Linked DNA regions of Mus musculus: region 1 is linked to region 2. The links are chromatin loops, found by intact Hi-C in ENCODE. Cell type or tissue: heart. All regions are shown on one strand. Each heading gives the region's core, and the rest is flanking DNA. Links, peaks and the distances in the headings are about the cores only. Region 1 overlaps Tor3a (torsin family 3, member A). Region 2 holds the start of Fam20b (family with sequence similarity 20, member B).

What was found. A loop is a pair of places that touch in the nucleus more often than their neighbours do. Peaks named below come from ENCODE experiments on the same cell type or tissue, not always from the same donor. Only the 100,000 strongest peaks of a DNase experiment are listed, where the experiment ranks them.
Region 1: it touches region 2 in a loop (2.2-fold over the local background); 2 of 42 quality-filtered maps call a loop at or near these places.

What each region holds. Positions count from the first base shown.
Region 1 is chr1:156,650,857-156,661,164 of GRCm38, forward strand. Tor3a (torsin family 3, member A) reads right to left here. Exons shown (of 6, transcript NM_023141.2): 5 at 5,616-5,740; 6 at 2,761-5,087. The coding sequence ends at 4,837. Among named protein-coding and RNA genes, the nearest start is that of Tor3a, 18 kb to the right of the region's middle. In heart, for the core only: no CTCF peak of the experiment used is centred there; a DNase peak (open chromatin) is centred at 4,475.
Region 2 is chr1:156,712,406-156,722,713 of GRCm38, forward strand. Fam20b (family with sequence similarity 20, member B) reads right to left here and starts at 6,505. Exons shown (of 8, transcript NM_145413.4): 1 at 6,461-6,505. In heart, for the core only: a CTCF peak has its summit at 6,161; DNase peaks (open chromatin) are centred at 6,076 and 6,686; H3K4me3 peaks cover 1,894 bases; H3K27ac peaks cover 1,565 bases.

The DNA of each region.
Region 1 (10,308 bases), core at 3,314-5,813, 63 kb before region 2:
CCATTGTTTTCTGTGCTCCAATGCTTTTCCCATTGTGTGTGCATTTCCTGATACCCCATCATCGGCTGATGACACCTCCGGCTGCTTCTGTCTTCTCCCATCATGCACAGTGCTGCGCTGAGCATGAGTGCAGCATAACTGCATTTCTCTTTGCTCCCTGTAGTGGAATTTGTTTATTTTTCAGTTTTCCTAAAATTCTGTGTACACTGGAATATTATACATTATAGCATATTTAGAGCAGTCCTGTTGAAAATATATTGTTATTAAAATATTAAGTATATAAAGTTATACATATTTATGGGGTATTATGTGATGTTTACATCATTGTATACACTGCATTATGTTGAAATGTTAAAGGTACCCACTTCCTTAAATATTCATGTCTAATCCTTTTTTATTTTTAAAAGTCTCACTATTTATTTTATTATTTTTATTTTATTATTTATTATTTTTTATTATATGTAAGTACACTGTAGCTGTCTTCAGACACTCCAGAAGAGGGAGTCAGTTCTTGTTTCAGATGGTTGTGAGCCACTATGTGGTTGCTGGGATTTGAACTCTGGACCTTTGGAAGAGCAGTCGGGTGCTCTTACCCACTGAGCCATCTCGTCAGCCCTTATTATTTTTTATTATTAGTTACTATTTATTTATTTTTAAGACCGTCTGACTGGTCTCGTCCTTGCTGTGTAACTCATGCTGGCCTCCATCCCTGATCATCCCACTTCTCCTTCATGACGCTGGAATTACAGGTGTGTGCCACCATGCTCAGCCTCAGACCCTCATAGCTGCTTTACATCTTTTTATCCTTTTTTTTTAAATGTATTTATTATATGTAAGTACGGATGGTTGTGAGCCACCATGTGGTTGCTGGGATTTGAACTCAGGACCTTGAGAAGAGCAATCAGTGCTCTTAAACACTGAGCCATCTCTCCAGCCCCCGGTTTACATCTTTTTTTTTTTTTTTTTTAAATTATCTGTGTGTGTGTGTGTGCGCGCGTGTGCCTGTGTGTGTATATTGGATCCTTGGAGCTGAAGTTACAGGTAGATGTAAGCTGTTGGATGTTCATGCTGGGACCCAAGTTCAGGTCCTGGAACAGCAGCAAACACCCTTCACTTAGGAACCGTGCATATCTTACTATGCAAATCAGAATTCTGACTCCTGCGGTGCCCACCAATGGCCTCTCCTTGTTCCCTTTTTTAACTTTCTTCACCTTCTGCTATCCTAAAGGGTTCACTGTTTTGTTATAGTAATTTCATAGGTTCAGATCTTAACCTTTATATATTTAACTCAAATTTAGTTGTTTTAGCTAGATACTCTTTTTCAGTGCCTTAAATGTGTTTCCTTTTTATAGTGCTAGGGACCACATGCTAGGAAAAGACCTGTAAGGTACAATCCTAGAACATGTCATCATAGGGTCCAGGCTGGCCTTGAATTTTGGATCCTAAGTCTCTGCCTTCTGAGTGCTGGGGTTACACCTCCATGCCAAGCTATGTATAATGCTTTGCATAACCTCTGTCCCATTTCCATAACGGCTGTGCTGACTTACGCTCTCCCCAGCAGTGTCCGATAGTTCCTTCCTTTTCTGTATCTACCCTAGGATCTGTTGTTTTCATATTCTCAGTGGGGTAGGGTATTTCCTTTGGGCAGAACCATTTTCTCTGGGGGTGGGGGTGAGAAGCTCATATAGCTTAGAAAGAGTCACAAGCCCCTTCCTCTAGGCTACCTAAGCACTAAAGAGGAGCTGTCAGAGTTCATTTCACTCCGGGCAGAGCTCCAGCAACACAGCACCATGCTAGGAGAGGCTTTTCAGTGAGGTAGCACTTGAAAGTCGCCAGAGTTGTGTACATAACCCCAGTAAATTCACTGATAGATTTGGATGGAGACGCCTCTTTGATCTGGCACTGGTGCCCCACCTGTGGTGAACACAAGTTTGTTGGTGTCTTTTTTAATCAGGAAAAGCTGTGCAGTGCTCTCTCACAGCTTGGCATTTTCATTTTTTAGGATGAATCCTTTTGTCTCTCTCCTAAGACTTTCTAAGAACTTATGTGTATGAGTGTCTCGTCTGCTTGTCTGTCTGTCTGTGTACCACTGAGTGCCTAGTGCCTGCAGACCCAGAAGACTGTTGGATCCCCTGAGCCATCAAGTGTTTTGCTATCAAGGTATCATGCTATCATGGAATGAGTTTGGAAGTATTCCTTTTTCAATTTTGGAGCAGTTTCACTAGAATTGGTTTTTACTGCTTGATGTTTGTCTCATAAAACCAGTCTTAAACTCCTTAACCCTTTCCTCGGCCTCCTTGGTGTTGGGATTACTAATGTGTTTCACCACACCCATATTTTAACTACTTACTTACTTACAGGGTTTCTAAGCCCTGGCTGTCCCGGTACTCACTATGCAGAACAGGCTGGCCTTGTACTTACAGAGATGAGACTTCCTCTGGAAGTCTTTCAGACAATTTTAACTCTTTAAAAGGTCGATTTCAGTTATGAAGCTATCAGATCCTTGATGTGAGACTTTTAAAATTTTACTGATCATATAATTTGCTTATTTAAAATCTATTCAGGTTGTCTGTTTTCTTGATGATTTAATTTAGTTGGTGTCTAATCATAATGGGTTTTGAATTCTTTGTTTCTGTGTTACCAGTTGTAATATCTCCTTTTCTATTTGTTTGAGTCTCCTTCCCCACCCACCCCCTTCACTTTTCCTTAGCTGTACCGGTCATGTTTATTTTACAAAAACAAAGGAAGAACCATCAGCACTTGCACTGACCTTGTTTTTATTGTCCAGTCCAGTGTCATTCTTAGAAACAGGGTCTTGGGGCTGGGCATCAGTAAAGTCCTTGCCTAGCAAGAAGCCCAGGATCTGAGCCCAGCACCAGATAAAGCCAGGTGTACTGGCACATGCCTGTAATTATAGCACTTGAAAGATGAAAAAGCAAAGTCACTTCAGGGTTACGTACTGAGTTCAAGACCATTTTTAGCTGTGTGAGACACTGTCTCAAAAAGACAGGGACAGTCTTGCTGTATATCCCTAGCCAGTCTCAAATTCACTAGACAGCCTCCTGCCTCAGTCTTCGGAGTGCTTGAGTCATGGAGCTTTTTCACCACTGTAGTGCTCGTTATTATACTAATTTGGAGTTTAGTGTTTTTCTAGTCCTTTGGGCACAGTGCCTGTCTGAGATGTGTGTGTGTGTTGCAGTTTCTCAGAGCTGTTTTCCTCATGGGCTTTGCCTCACAAAATTAAGATTTTTCCATTTCACTCTAACCACTGACCTGCTGGTTGTTCTGGAACTGTAAGTTTCTGCTTATAATCCCTGCTCTGCTTTCCTACCTATAATACTCGTGACCACAGGGTATTCTCGGATTTCAGTTCTGTTAGATCAGGTAAGACCTGCTCAGCGCTCCAGCATCCCCTGTCGAGAGGGAGAACGGTGTGTCTGGCTCTTGGATGGGAGGGATTCACTAGTATTCCTGTTACAGTTCACTTGGTTCTCACTTTGTGCCCATCCCGCTCTGTCCTCCTGAATATTCAAGGACAGCATGGAAGCACCTGGCTTGAACAAGAATCTAAGTCTCATTGGGCATTTTATGCTTATTAATTACCATGTGGTCTTGCTTTATAAGAAACCTTAATTGTTAAATTTCTGTCCCTGGGGTTTGTGGCAGCAGAACTCCTAAGCTTTTGAACTTTGTGACTGCCTTTGCTAATTGAGATCCCACTTCCAAACCACACTCCTTTATTTCAGTTATTTGAATATGGCTGGGCTAGGTGGTCCCTAGCCTTAAGGCAGGTGAGTGAGTACACATGTACTGGTAAGTGGGGGTTGCAGAAATGGTCCATTTTTACAAGAACTAAAGGTGAGAGTGCTGAGCAGGACTTTGAATAAGAGGGGGAAATTCTGAGAAAACACAAAGACCTGTATGTTTAAAAAGTGTGAAGGGACCAGAAAAGAATGGCCCATGGTATTCTAAAGACAGGTGGTACTGACCTGCCTCGCCACATCAGCCTCAGGAACCACTTGTCCGAGCTGGAGCGGAGAACACGTGTGTTCGAGGGCTGAGTCAGAGGAGTTTAGTAAGAAGCTCTAAAGTAGCCTGAGACCAGCACGTGCTGTGCCAGCCTGCCAGGGCAGTGCAAGGACCAGGTCTCAGTAAGAAAGGATGTTAGAAAAATACAAGATTTAATTACACATGACGAGGCCTCTTTAAAAAGTTTTCAGTCTGCACAACAGAACATGCCTTAGCTATCCATACACATGAGTTTTGGTCAAGCCTGGCAGGCTGCTCAAACGAGGCAGCTCAGGTTTCTTTAGCTCTCTCTCCCATATTAGCCTACTACAGTGCTGGGCCACACCCATCCTGTTTTGAAAGCTTCAGTTTGTCCTTTAGCCTAAGGCCCTTTGCTGGTCTCACATGCAGAAGCTGCCCCTCTCCCCCACGTTGCCGGAAAGCAAGGAAAGCCAGCCAGACCTGCAGACCTGGACCACACGCCTCTAGTCCACACATATTCCTTGTTCTGTAGCCCAAAGATCCTAGAGCCTCAGGCTCATATGAACTCCAGCTGCCTTCCAGGAAGAGCTACGGTGCCAGGAGACTGTAGGGAGTGTTCTGAGGATCCTTTGGTACTTGGACCTTCCGTTCCACTGGCTTCCTGACCCTCAGTCTAGATTGTCTAGAATGTAGGTTTTTAAGGCACCAAGTGGTTTTTAGAAACTGCCTCTGTTAGGAACTGCCTCTTGCACACCAGCTGAAAGCAGTGATTGCTGGACGCCAGGGCACCTGGCAGATGGCTGTCTCTTGTGGAGGAGGATTGTTTAGGGTGCACAGGAGTCACTTTCAAGGCAGGAAGAGGTTGATTCTCTGGGAAATGGATTTGCAGCCCTGAGAGGAGAAAAGCCGCTCTTCCTCAGGGACATATGTCATCATCTTGGCGATTTCATCCAGGGTCTCTTCTGTGTATGGGAGATCCTGGCCCAGGAAGGCATCTCGGACGCACAGCCTCACATGGCAGTACTCCAGTGGCAGGAAGGGGATAAAGTGGTCAATAAGGTGTTTCTTCAGGAGACCGCTGGAGCCAAAGCTGCTGTCTGTAACCAAGACCCAGAGTTACATAGTGTCTGACCTAGCCTGGGACTGAACCCTGCTGGAGATCCCCAAATTGAAACCTGCACAAGAGCTGGTCTCCCACAAAGCTCTTGGAGTACTGTGTGCATTGTTGCCAAGGACAGTGCGGTGGTGGCTATTCTAGGCATGGAGAAGCACAGTGATTGTGGCTGTAGTAGCAGATAATGGCATGACCACCAGGACTGTGGCTGGCTTTGGTGTAGCAAAAAGGTGGAGCTGCCCCACCTTCACCTGCACTGTTGTCTCAGGGAGATCTGCTAGCCTATGGTCAGAGACCACAGCTGTTTCTAGGGCGGGGCTGGACCTGTGACCCTCTTCAGAATGCATTTCCAGGGAAGGAGTATAGGCATACTCTCGTGCCACCAGAAGTTGATGGGTGAGGCTGTCCTATGTCCTCTACTGTCCAGACACCCTCACTGCCTCACATTTGATACCAATCATCTCTGGCTGTGCTCTTGGCAAGGCTGTATGTATCTGAGTTGACCACTTACCTGCAGCCTCCATGATCTCAGCCTGAAGGGGCACCTCCAAGTGCTGCGTCGTAATTTCCTCCCTGGACCATCCAGCCTTAAGCAAACTCAGGACTACCTCATTGATGACACTGCCTCCGAGGTTGCTGAAAGAAACAAGCGCTTGTTAACAGCCGATTCCCACACTCACAACCCCCCAGGACAGTTCATCCCTAATGGAGGACACACTGAGCAGTGACAGACTCAAGGATGCCTCAGGACCACAGGCTTCAAGGCTCAGAAGGTAAGGATGAAAGCTAGACTACGGCTGAGGGAGGTGGCATGTATCCACTGAAGGCCAGAATGTAGGGTTGTGGCCCCACCCACTCTGTCCTAAGAATCTTGGTTAGGCTACAATGGGTTGTAGGAGATGGAGTAGAGGTAGAGAGAATTAGTTTGGAAAACAGTATTGGCAGGACCCTGCAGTTGGTGGACACAGGAGGTGCCTCTCTGGGCTGCACTCCCTTTCACAGAAGTGTGGAGCAAAAGCTTATTTTGCACTGCCTGTGTCCTCTCAGGCTAGGCACAGGAAGATGGCTGCACACTGCTAAGACAGGAGTGACACCACGAGGAGGCCGGGAGTAAGTGCTGGGGACCTGCAACCAGGACAGTTCATCCCTGTCTCAAGTTGGCACCCAGCTGAGCCTTGTCTGACTGCACAGCTGTGCCTTCACTTTCCCTGCTTAAGGCTCACAGAATGAGGAATGTCGTAAGTGAAGGATAGGGGGAGGCAGGCAGCAAACTAAACGGGGTCCAGCATCTCCTGTCCTCTGTCCTCACAAGGATCAGTGTCCTTGTTACCTCAGAGGAGTCACTCAGACCTTTGGAGCAGCCTGGCTTCAAACTCAGAGATCTCTTGCCTCTGCCTCCCCAGTGCTGGGATTTAAATGTATGTGCCACCACTAAACACCGGGCCGTTCCTATCTTTTTGATAATGTTGCATTTCAGTCTGTCCTGCAGATGACGTAGACTCACTACGTGCCCCTCCCAATCCCTAACCTGCCTCCCTAGCTAGGTGGGGCAGCATCCTTCCCCAGCAAACAAGTGAAGACCAGTGTGTCCCTCATAGCCACTGATTAACTGATTTCCAGCCTCCTGCTGGAAGAATCCAGTAAGAACAAGGGCATCCCCACTCCTTGCCCAAGCCCAGCTGCTCTGCCACACTTCCAGCCCTGCAGAAACTGCTTGCATCACCCGTCTGATCTCTGCACCTGCTGGACAGCCTGTCAGGTGGCCTTTGGATACATAACTGCATCAGCAGAGATTGCCCCATCTGTGTCTGCCACAGTAGCCCTGATTCCACAACCTGGACTCAGCGGCAAGCCTCTGGAGGACAGCAGGCCAGGGAGGTGGATCGATCAAGCCCCAAGGTCACAGACCCTAGTACAGTACCCTCTCAGTCCCAGGTCTACCTGACTGCCCCATGGGACACGGGCCCCACTCTGCATGGTTTCTGCGTATTTATCAACTCTATGCAGCTTTCTTCTGAACTGCTTGCACTGTCACCTACAGCCATGTCATCTTCCCACCACGTTACAGGTTGTACCTCTCACACAACAAAGCCTGGGAGCCTTCACTACCTGTCCAGTGTCTTCAGCTCAGCAGGGCTGCACTCCAGCACCTGCAGGCCAAGGTAGCTAGATGCTGAACTCCTCACCCTCCAAGCCCCTGCTGACTGAATACTGAAAGGACCACTGTCACAAGCTCCCATCACTAACGGTGAACTCTTCCCTAAACAACAGAGCTAGACTCAGTTTCTTCGCTGGTAAAATGAGAAACTGGGCCCAGACAAGCTAGGGGTGCTTCATCAGTGTGGAGGCAGTTAGTCAACAAACACCCACTGCACCCCACATGCGTCATTCATGAATAACTCACGTCCATATAGTTAGTTCTTCAAAGTCCTTTTGTTCATACCCTGACCACAGCTCAGAGAAAACAGACATTAGCAACCCTCTTCTGGGTGCGTGACGAGAGCACAGCAGCTCCAGGCCTGCCTTGTGACTCTGGGGTCTTCTACTGACGGACACAGGCAGAAATCAGTATTACTCTGAAACCAAGCCCTAAACAGTACTATCCCTGTCCTTGCTACTGAAAACTATCAGTACAGTTCAAGGGAACTGCATAGTGAACTCTAGACAGACCTAAAATATCCTCTAGAACCTAATGGGAGCAAAAGTTTCCCATAAGCATTACCTGAAGAGTGAGACCCTAGAGGAGACGGCAGGCATGCCATCAATAGATGCAGGAGGGACCAGGACCAGGATCATGTTCCACCTGGACTGTCGTCATCTCAGCTGGGTCCGCTGACTCATCACAGCTAGTCAGCCCTCCACTCTGCCCTGCTCCAGACCTGGCTGCCTCCCATCCTACTGTCAGCTTTACAGATAAAGCTTACTCTTGCAAAATCTTGGCACTCGAAAATGGCTTTTGTCAATGTTGGGCAAGCAAGCCCTCCTGGCTTCACCTACTTTGTCTGAGGTGCCACAGAGAACTGGCAGAAAAGCCATCAGTACCTCATTTCAACAGCAGGTCTCAGGTATATTTCAGGATTAAACTGCAGATCCAGTTGGCAGTGTCGGGGCTGGGAAGGGCTCAGTGGACAAACTATTTACTGCCTGTGCATAAAGACCTGAGTTCAGGTCTCCTGCAGCCCCATGAAGAGCTGTGTGACCTTAGAACTTCAGCTCTGGGGGCTTGCTGGCCAGCTAGTCTGTCCAATTCGGTGAGAGACCCCGTCTCAAAAAACAAGGTAAAGCCAACCAAGTCCGGTGGCACACACCTTTAATTACCTCAGGAGACAGAGGTACATGGATCTCTGAGTTACAGGCCAGCATACTCGACATACCAATTTCCAGGCCAGCTGGGGCCACACAGTGAGCCCCTGTATTTAAAAAGGGAAAAAGTAGCCGGGCGTGGTGGTGCATGCCTTTAATCCCAGCACTCGAGAGGCAGAGGCAGGCAGATTTCTGAGTTCGAGGCCAGCCTGGTCTACAAAGTGAGTTCCAGGACAGCCAGAGCTATACAGAGAAACCCTGTCTCGAAAACCAAAAAAAAAAAAAAAAAAAAAAAAAAAAAGGGGGAGGGGGGTAAAAGCAAACAAGCTAGAGAGGATACCCAGTGTCAACTTCCACACAAGCTAGCACACACACACACACACACACCACACATGCAAGAATCCTTACCACAAAGGGAAGGCAAACTGAAGTTTGTTCTAGAAACCAAGTCTAGAGACTCAGATCTCAAACACATTGCTCTCTCATAACCAGAAGACCAGAGAACCTCGGGGCAGGGGTTGGAGGTGGCTAATTTGGGGGCACCCTCAGGAGGGGTGGTTGTGGTTCTGCGTGGCTGGAGAGGGACTGTGGTGGTCTGGCTCATGGCCTCTCCTTGATGGAAGGCCTTGTGCACGCCTGCAACAGGTTGCTGGAAACCACTGCCTCATTTGTGTAAGAGCCCCTGGGTAAGTGAATTCCCTGGATGGCAGCTTGGCTGCTGTTAGGTGGCATCAGCCCAGCTCCAACTTCACCCGTGTGCACTATTGTGTATGTATAGCTACGTGGCCTGAGTCAGTCCACTAAGGTCAGGTCTCTAGAGGAAAGGGCAGGGTTACTGCCAGCTGGTCAGTATCCAAAATGCTTGCCGTGAGATAGGAGGGTCACTGGGTCACACTGGGCAATACAGCACCTAAGAGAGTTTGCCAAGTTATAAAGCAACTAGGTAGGAGAGTCGGTGCCTTGGGGAACCATTCCGCTGTCTCTGCTTGTGGGAATGTCATGGACAGCTGAGGCCACTGACTCAGACGGGTGAATACTGTGGGAGCTGGGATCAGTCTTCATTCTGACATTTCGGTTATGTTAACAGATGCCTCCATTTCTCTTAAAACCACTCGAGACTCTCACCTGCTCCGTCCTTGGCTTCCATATGCAGAAACCCACGTGGCTTCAATCTGTCCCGTCTTGTCTAGGGGAACCACCCTAAACTCAAACCTGCCTTCCAAGTTCAGCTGGAGAAAAACCACTCCTACTTCCCCGGGGCACACTGGGAACCCCACCTCCCCACCCAATTCATGAGCAAGCCCCAGCCTGTGGAAAATGAGAACAGGTTTGTAACAGTCCACAATTGTAGTCTCCCCTCCCCTAGCCTGAAACCTGCTTGCTCGGGGTGGAGCTTCCTGCTCATTCGTTCTGCCACGCCCACTGCTGGAACCTGAGGAGCCACACACGTGCACCTTTCTACTGGACCAGAGATTATTCGGCGGGAATCGGGTCCCCTCCCCCTTCCTTCATAACTAGTGTCGCAACAATAAAATTTGAGCTTTTTTTTTTTTTTTTTCAGAATGAAATTGTCTTAGTTCCGTTTTTTCTTCCGCCCCGTCTAGATTCCTCTCTTACAGCTCGAGTGGCCTTCTCAGTCGAACCGTTCACGTTGCGAGCTGCTGGCGGCCGCAACACACAATGAAGTCTGCAAGGAGCCTCGGTGAAGCATTCAGACTGGTTAAGTTCCTTGCCCGCAGAGTCCTTCTGAGGATCTGGGCATACAGAGCACAGTGATCTTGGAGTGGCTGTTCCTGCTCAGCAGCCTCCACGGCCCACTGCAAATGTGAGAGACCTGCCCTTCACTCGCTATTTCCTGAGAAGAGCCTGCCCTTCCAGGGTGGGAATCCTGAGGAATGTAA
Region 2 (10,308 bases), core at 4,656-7,155:
CATGCCTTTCACAAGCCTTTCATTCAGAAAACTAGCTGTGTTTAAAGATGATGACTCTGTCCTTAAAACTGTTTATGATTGGGCTGGTGAGATGGCTCAACAGATAAGAGCACCCGACTGTTCTTCTGAAGGTCCTGAGTTCAATTCCCAGCAACCACATGGTGGCTCACAACCATCCCTAACAAGATCTGGCGCCCTCTTCTGGAGTGTCTGAAGACAGCTACAGTGTACTTACATATAATAAATAAAAAAAAAAAAAAAAAAAAAAACTGTTTATGATTAAGAATTAAAGCTTTTAAAACTTAAGTGTTAGCCGGGCGTGGTGGCGCACGCCTTTGATCCCAGCACTCGGGAGGCAGAGGCAGGTGGATCTCTGAGTTCGAGGCCAGACTGGTCTACAGAGTGAGTTCCAGGACAGCCAGGGCTACACAGAGAAACCCTGTCTCAACACCCCCACCCAAAAAAACAAAACAAAACAAAACAAAACCCCCAAAAAACAAAACGAAACAAAAAAAAAACTTAAGTGTTGAGAGTAAGTTAAAGCTAGTGGTATTTAAAAAAAAATCTATTTCCTACAAGTTCGAGTTGGACTATTAGATTTTCCTTAATATTTTCATTTCCACTTAAACACCCATACACTATCTTTAAAATAAGAAACTTCCATGTGAAGTCTTTTAACAGTTCCCTGTGAAGGGCATCAACAAAAAATGACCACTGGGATTTAATGAAGCATTAAGGGAACTGCCCAAATGTGAGAGGAAGATGAGGATGGCAACAAAAACTATTCTCTCTTTAAAAAAAAGAAAAAGAAAGAAAGAAAACCTTGTAACTATCACCATTTAAACCTTAATTCAAGACAACCTTCTAACTTTCTCCCTTTAAAAAAACAGACAAGACCTTTATAAAGCAAGACCTAGTACACAAAAAAGAGACGGGCATTTTTCAGTGACCCAGACACTCAGTGCAAAGTGCTTTAAGGTTCAAGGTGTTTCATTATTCAATTATCAGTATATAAACCACCATTTAAGGCTGTGTCACAGAACAGTGTGACACATATGCTGTGGGAATATGGAATTTCCAATATTTCCCTCTAGTTTTATTGTTTATTAAATCAGAATTGTCTTTAGGTGCAAGTCACTACAGTTCTCAAAAGATATAAACATCTGCAATTAAAAACACCTTAATGCTTTATTGACTGATGGTTTAGACAGAGTATCAGTGTACTGCTACCCAAGCTGGCCCAGAACTCTTGGGCGCAAATGATCCTCCTACCTGGGGCTTCAAGCACACAACCAGGCTTAGTTTCTACCCCTAGTTTCCACCCCTATGTTCCCAAGGTATGTCAATGTGTCAAGCTTACAAACCACAGAATTAACTTTCAGGAATAACAGACCTCAAACAGATCTGTGCTGAAAAATTATGGCTAGGTGGGTCCAAGTGTGGTCCCTTTTTTAGAGTATGAAGGAACACACGTGCATTCGAGCATGCATGCACATGCACACTTTTTTTGGCATAGCCTTCTCTTCTACTGTCTAGTGAGTTCCTTGAGGACAGGAGATCTGTTTTACTCTTTTTTTTTTTTTTTTTTTTTTTTTTTTTGACTTCCCAAGGCCCTAACAGAAGTGAATAGCAAGGGAGAGAGACTTTTATGGCTAAAAGCATTTCTTCTGAACTATCAAATACTTAGGTTTAAAGATGCCACCCCCCGTTTTTTTTTTAACAAACATGGAGAAATAAGCCCTATAACGAATTCAGAAACATAGTATAGTAAAAACAGCAGAAATATTTACTGTGTTTACCAGTTTTACATATTCAAAATTGTCTACATTGCTACCATCTGCATATCATGCTTACACCATTCGAGACTACTGTTACTGCTAACCTGGTTCCTGGAAAAACTGGGAATAAAGACAATCTGGAGACATTAGGAGAAAGAATGAAGAAAGTCCAAGAAGACATTGCCCAAGAATGATATATGAATGATACATCAGACAAGGCTGAACCAGATCTTCAGGTACTACAGACAATGGTTTCTGAAACAAGGTTCCACACTACATCTTCCATGTTAATTTCTTTTTATGCATATGTGTGTTTATACATGTAGATACATGTGTAGGTGTGCATACATATGTGTGTGTGTGTTTGTGTACCTGTGTGTGTTGTGTGAGATGTTCAGTGGCGTCCTCAATCCTTCTCACTTTATTTACTGAGGCAGAGTCCCTCACTGAGCCTAGAGCTCACTGATTCAGTCTAATTAGTCACCTGGCCCTGGGGATCCCATCACAGCCTCTGGAGTGCTGGGATTAAAAGCTGCCATGTTGGGGTGGCAAAGCACTGACTGCTCTTCCGAAGGTCCTGAGTTCAAATCCCAGCAATCACATGGTGGCTCACAACAATCCATAATGAGATCTGATGCCCTCTTCTGGTGTGTCTGAAGACAGCTACAATGTACTTATATATAATAATAAATAAATCTTTTAAAAAAAAAAGCTGCCATGCATTCTTGGTTTTTATTTGGGTACTGGGATCTGAACTCAGGTCCTCGCGTTTGCATGCCAAGAGCCTTACTCACTGAGTCTTCTCTTCAGTCCTAGTTTGTCTCCCAGAACTACACAACATAAAATACATACATACATACCTACATACATATATACATACAGGGTGTGTATACACACAAGGACTAAGAACAAGAAATGAATTAGAAAGGTCTTTGGGCAACCACAACAGTGGTTACAAAGGTCAGTCACTAATGTTGAGAGAAGAGTCTATAGAACCTAACAAGCCTATTTAACTAACTTAAATCTGATCTGAGGAAGCAGTGACCTCGGTGGCTACTCCACAGAAGGCCAGAAACTGTACAGCTTTCCCAGCTGTGACAGGCAGTTAAAAGCAGATCCAGTAAGTAAAAAAGGGTGCACAGCCTACATTGCACAATCACCTCTGATCCTTGTTTAATTCCTCACAGTAATGGATCCTAGTTTAGGAATACTAAACTTGAGACAAGGATTATACCACACGTTTAAAAAGAAACAAAGTACACACCGTATTGTAAGCCTTTTCCCACAAATGCATACCTAAATAAAAATTAGCACTTAATACATTACTTCTCAACAGTAGATAACAAGGCAACGGTAAGCAGAAACAGCAGAGAGTCAATTTGAGAACACAGACTAGCAGACTTCCTTCTCTGCATTTGGTCTGTCCTTCTTATGCATTCATAATTTCATATTCCTTGGCCTCCTTTTATAATGTTCCCAAATTAACAGTCTCCTCCAACGTAGCCAGTACTTCCCCACAAAGTACAGACCTCAGACATACCAAAGTACACTATCTCATTCTGCACTACCTGACACTCAGCTCTGACTGACACCCGAGACTCTTTACGTCTAGAGACAGGCATTTCTGTTGGTTTTGGCAAGAAAAACTGTATCAGAAGACCTTTTCTTTATTTACAGACTAGTTTATTAATTTCTGTAACCAACCCACATAGCAGAGGATCTCTGCATTATATTCTCTTCCAAGCAGCTCTCGCTGTCATGTTTACTGTACATTAGTCAGAGGGAATTTCAGTAGCAAAGGAAGGACTTCTGTTCTGTGCCTCAGCCCTGCAAGTTATTGAACTCAGTCACACAGAGGCTCACAGAAGGACGAGAGGGCGGGATGCACAGGTGCCGGAGAAGCTATGGGAGAAAGACCCTTCCTCGCTCATCTCCACTGGGCGGGACAGGAGGGCAGTGAGCACTGAGGCTACTGGGACGGTTATGACCAACAACTCCATGGTTTTCTATTAATGGCGAAACACTGGTTATCTATCTAACTGCTCAGCTAGCCAGTCCAAGTGGCAGGAGGAAGTCTGTGCAGCTCTCTGTGACCAGATCGTCAGGTTGCAGGTGGCTGGAACACCATATGATCACAGAACTGAATCAGATAAACAATACCGTTTGCAGACACCCACCTTAGTAACACATGGCCAACAGAAATCGGAAACACAGTGTTTTTGCCTTCTTTTTTTTAAAATTCCTTTTGATTGAAAAAACGGGGGAGAGCCAGGCAGTGGTGGCACACACCTTTAATCCCAGCCCTTGGGAGGCAGAGGCAGGCAGATGTCTGAGTTCGAGGCCAGCCTGGTCTACAAAGTGAGTTCAGGGACAGCCAGAGCTACACAGAGAAACCCTGTCTCGAACCCCCCCCCCAAAAAAAAAGAAAAGAAAAATGGGGGAGGGCGAGCATAAAAAGATCTAGCATTTGCACTACAATATTTATGCTTCCCTCACACCACTTTCCATTTATTACTTCAACCGACCAACAATTAATGCACACCTACTATGAATTACAACTGTAGGGCCCCATGGTAACTATGCCCTTTACCCCTATCCACAAAAATCATCTCGTGTTCTATCCCAGATCAACCTGACACCCACAGCTCCTTCTGTCCGCAACCATGAGTGCGCTAACAGCTGACTCTACTGTCTTGGCACTCACCAGGGGTTCGACAGTTATCAATCTGTAGGCTGCAGTTGCTGACCTCACACTTACAAGCACTGAAATGGCGGTCAGAGGGAGCCAATTCATATCCTAAAAGTAAACAGAAATTCCCATTTAGGAACTGGAAATTCAGAAGAGACAGAAGGGACTAAAGTAAATAATCATCAACAGCACAAAATAAGTCTATGACATAAAAAATTATGAAAAATAAAAATCTGTGACTTGCTTTTTTCCAAAGTATACTTTGGTTCAAAATATATTTTAAAAAGCAAGGCCTGTGCTTTAAAAATGAAAAGTACCTATTTTCTCACTAGTCCTAAGGAAACAGAGCAAATCAACCCCATGGTCACAAGGAAAGCTGTAAATTCCAGGTTTTTGTTTGTTTTCAAGACAGCCCTGGCTGTCATGGAACTCACTCTGTAGTAGACCAGGCTGGCCTGGAATGCGGAGATCTGCCTGCCTCTGCCTCCCAAAGGCTGGGGTTCAAGGCATGCGCTGTGTCATCACCCGGCCAGTCTTATTTTTTTTTAAAATTATCTTTTCCCTTCATTATTTTTATATGTTCTTTATTATGACTGAGGCTAGACTTACGCACAGTACCTTTTATTTTCCTCGATTTGTTGGCTTTTGAGGAAGGGTCTTACTATGTAGCCTATCCTAGACCGCAGATATATGCCTGCCTCTGCCTCAGGAATGGTGGGATTAAAGGGGACGACTAATCCCCCCTCCCCCTCCCTCACCCCCACCCCACACTGTTCTCCTGTGATAAGTATTTTCTAATGTGAACCCGCATCTTGTTTTCAGGTAACAGTTCTGGGACACAAAACCCAACATCTTCACAAACTTTAAGAAAGTTATTAATTTAATACAATAATTTTAAATTTGCCCTAAATTGATTTAGAGCCTATGCAAATAATTTAGCATCTTTAATGCCTGAACCTGTTTCTCAGGACGATAACATGCACAAGTGCTTTCAGCTTGCTCACCCGGCTTGCATAAATTCAGGGAATGGCAAGCACATTGAGCTCAATGTGAAATTACAACCCAAGCAATGTAGGCATGGTTAATTATTGACAATCTTGACTTTCCGGATTCTCGGTTGTATTATAAAGCCGTAGACCTCAATCGTGAAAAGATCGCATTATTTCTTTCTTCCAACGTGAGCTATCAAATCTCCGGAGGGAACCTGGCTGAGTAGAGATGACCCTCACACCTGGCCCTAGATCCAAGTGACAGTGTTAAACATATCCTTTTCCCAAATTGTAAACGCCTTACCCATCCTACTGGAGACATAAGTCTTTAAACGAAGTAATTGTATAAGGACCATCCACGCCCTGTTGTTCCCCCCCCCCTTTTCTTCGTTTTTATCAGGAGCCTGACAGATCACTGACTCCAGATTAAAAAGAATGTCTTATCAGACTCCACAATCAAGGACACAGCTTGACAACGTTCGCATTCATCTTCAAGGCAACGTCTGGGCTCGCTCTTAATCGCCGGGCCATCACACCCGGAAATGAAACCGCCAGCGCAGCCCACTCTGCACAGTCTCATCCTAAGTTGTGCCCCTTGGCGCTCTGAGCGCACGACCGCAGGACACCGCTGCCCTCTCCGGCCCAGGGCCTGCAGGTCACTCGCGCTCCCCGACCACCAAGCGGGCCCCGTAGGGGCTCAGCGAGAGCGCGCTCCTCGGCCACCAGGAGGGCGGCGTAGGGACCGAGCTAGAGCGCGCTGCCCGCCGGGCCGCCGACACCGGCTTCGTGTGACAGAAGGGCGACACCAGGGCCAGGAGCCTCTGGGGACCGTCCTTAGCAGCGAGCACCGGTCACCGCAAGGACTCCCGATCGCCCGCAGCCCCGCATCCGGCCCCTGAGGGAGGTGCCCCGCCCCCCGCCGCCCGCGCTTTCCCTCCCTCCCTCCCTCCTTCCCGTCGTTCCCGGGCGAGGGGTCGCGCGCCCTCTCCAACCGCGCCACTCACCTGGCGGGCCTCAGGCTCGCTCCATAGCCGCCCGCGCGGTGCGGTGAGGCGCGGCCCCGGCCGCCCCCGCCGCCTCCGGGGAGGGGCAGCCCCACGCCGCACTCACCGCCCCGGGCCGCCGCCGCCACCACTGCGGCTCCCGCCCACCGCCGGCCCGGCCATTCCCCGGTCGCCGCTCCCCGCGGAGCCGGCCGCTCCACACCCACCCCCGCCTCCGCGCTGCCTGGCTGTTGGTACGGTCCTAGCGGAACGCCCTCCCTGCAGCCAATCCCAGTGCGCACCCGGCGCAGCTCCGCCCCCGTTGCGGGTAGGCGGGACTACCGGGCAGCTCCGGACCGCCCCCTTTAACCCTTTCACCCTCATTCCTGCAGCGCTGGGCTCCGCAGACACCGTCGGCGGATTTCTCCAAGCCTGTTTACATAAACTAGCTTCTGGCTTCTCTCTTACCTTCACAATTTCTTTCCTGCAGTCATCTAGGTGAAGTCCTATTCTGAAGAGATAATTTCTTCTTTCTTTCGCTCTGCCTTGACTTCTCCTTGGAGATTCTGCCCCAAAGTGCCCTTCCCTGACCAAAAGAGGCCAGACTTCCCACCTTGGAAATCGCTCCAGCTTTGGCCCAGAGCAGAGCTCCCCTACTGTACCTTTTCAGTAGCTCTTAACAAAATCCTGTTTATTTTATTATAATAGCTTTTTTTTTTTTAATGTTTGTGCCTTGCAATGGACTGTAAGCCCTAAGAGGGCAAATCCAGCGCGACTTGGTTTCCAGTGCCCTGCACTCACCCACTAGGCTCCTGAAGAGTCAATGAGCTGCTCCTCCCCTTAACGTGTGTCCACTCCACACACAGTAGCTACTGTATAATGCATACGTTTATTCACCATATAGACAGCTTCCATGTAGTCTGTTTGACCCTAAAATATTATGGTGTACGTTCTACATTGGATATGATTTGTGCGGGGGGGGGGGGAGTTTGGGGACTAAGCAGGAATTTCTTTCAAGAGGGAAAGAAACGATCTCTCTCTCTCTCCCTCTCTCTCTCCCTCCCTCCCACCCCCCACTGTATGCCACTGGGCATGTCATGTAGTGCCTCTGAGTATAAGGCTCCTTGGGAAATGGAAGTTAAACACAGTACCTACTTGACAGGATTGTGGTGAGATTTAAATAGTAAATGTGTGGAGAAAATACAATTATTGTGTGAAGTTAGTTTAATGTGTGTGTGTGTGTGTGTAGCACTTTCGATCAGGACACCCAGAGAAACTATTGGACTTGACACCCTACCCCAGAAGACTTAGTGAGGGAAAGCAGCTTTAATCACTGCTGGAAGCACTCATCACTGCAAGGCGTACAAAGGGCAGCGTAGACAGCCCTGTGTCAGCTTTTACTGGATAGAGTTGAAAAGGGTTGAGGCCATTATCCGACAATGGAAAGCACAATTCTTGGGAAAATTGGCTGGATGGTGATGAGAGTCTGCCTTATTTCTTAACAGGCACATGGGTCTGCTTGCAGCCAGCTCTTCTGGGCCAGAAAACCATGAGGCAAAAGAGGAAGCCAACACTTTCTTTGAGACTGTGTGACTAACAGTGCTCCGTCTTCTCTGTCATTCCATTGACACTGAAGAAGGACCCTGCTCCTGTCATTGCTCATCCTGAAACCTGCCTTGGGGGAGATGACACCCATCTGTGTTGAAGGATTCTCAGAGAAAGAGGGTTTTTGGTCCATGGAGGCAATCCAGTCAGGTGCATATTACACAGGGCCTGACACTCCATGATGTCAGTTTTTGCCCCTCAGGCTCATGACATCACTTATAGTCAATATATTCTCAGTGTTGTAAGGGATGTGGTCATTTAAGTAAGGAGCATGAGTGATTAGGACACAGGACGTCCCTGCGAGGAGGACAGGACACCTAAATTATGCAACACAGATTCTGAGTCTGAGAAGAGTGTGGACTGGTATGAGGGAGGAAGGATGGGGGTGAGCAAAGTCTGGATGGGAATGAAGATTAACAATATGAACTCAAAGTTGTGCGGTGTTATGAGAAGTTATAACCGATATCCTGGGCAGATAACCCAGGGTAGGTGCGTTCACTCATTCATTTGACTGTCGAATGCATGTCAAGTGGCAGGCATCAGACTAAACTTCGACTGTTTGGAGATGAAGAGGGCCCCATCCCACAGAAGCTTGCCGGCTCAATGAGTTCCTTCTAGAAGTCAGAGTACTGGAAGGGTTGTATTACTGTCCCAAGTCATGGGATGTGCTGTGGTTTTAAGTATCAAGCTAATCTTCTCACGACCTTTCTCTCCTCTGCCCCCAAACTTCACTGTTCTTAAAGCCACAGACTGTGACTTTATGTAATGGAGCACCTTTTCCAGGAGCATGTGCGGCAGCTCATGGAATTGAATCCAGAGTAAGAGACTGGCTGTCCCCCCTCCCACGAAGAGCAGTGGGAACCGCCCTCATCAGGGGAACATTAGCAATGAGCCCAAGCATGGAACTCTACCAGAAGCTAGCCTGTGGCAGGAGCCTCCCTGCTTGGCATTTACAGCCCCAGCACACCTCTCTCATGCAAACCTTAAATTCCCCTCCACAAGGCTCACCAGCTTCGCTCTCCCTGCCAGTGAGAATCCTCCTTCACCCAGCCTTGGGAATGACTGCTGAATAGCTCTCCATACCATTTGAGGTCTTCCCTGGGCTTCCCAGCTGTGCCTCCTGGGAGCCCGGGGCTTCGGGTGGCCCTCTCTAGTGGCATGGTTTATTAAGGCTTTGCAGGATACTGTTCTCACGGGTACAAAGTTGTTTAATGCCAAAGACAGTGTTGTACCGCCAGCATGGAACATGGGTATGTAGCCATGCCCCTTGAAAGAGAAGTGTGAGAATGGCAGGTGCCATGTGGCCAGGTGCCTACCCTCGCTCCCTACACCCTTTTAATCATTTTCTGAGAACTGCCTCAGAACTTCCAAGCCTCAGTCCATTTGTCAAGTCCCAGGCCTCTAGCAAACTCGAGGTATTAGGAGAGCACTTCCTCCCAGCTCCTGCACACGCAAAGGCTACCCGCTCTGTTTCTTTGAACCTACTTAATACACCCACCATGATGGATGCCCCCGAAACTGATTAAATGACTTCTACATCAAACAAGCTAAGGAGGGCCCTCAGAAAACTCCTCCTTAGAGCCCAGGGAGAGAGTGGTAAGTTGAGATAGTGATGAAGTGCACACACACACACACACACACACACACACACACACACACACAGAGCTAGCTCTCAGCTGCCTTTGGAACGTCTGCTCTCTGTAGGAAGTGCTCATGGACAGTAGCTTCTACCTTTCCTTCCCAATAGAGCAGTCGGCTTTCTTTCATTTTGCTTTCAGCTCTGCAGAGTCAACCCCAGCCCTCTTAGAGTGCCCGACTAACCCTTCTGCCAATACTATCTGAGCAAACCACTCATGCCCCGGGGCAGCAGTATGCACCGCCTACACACACATAGCTTCTTTCCTGAGACATTCAGGCCGTGTGCTCTGAGACTGGTAGAAATCCTCCTGTTATTTTTTTCTACCCTTGTAATACTTTTTAAAGAGCTGCTTTATTGAGATATAGCATACAGCCCATAATTCACTAGTTTAAAGCTTATGATTCACTATCTTTTCGTGCATTTCTAGAGTTGAGTCAACATTATCATACCTGAATTTTAAAGTATTATCATCACTCCCAAGACAGTATGGACCGTTTTCTCTCGCTGTAAAATCTATCTGGGTCTATTTTTAAAGTCTGCATATTAAAAAAAAAAAAGGACAAAGAATCAGAAAGTCTTCTGGCTAGGGGGACACTGAGGAGCACAACTGTCACAGCTGTGATTC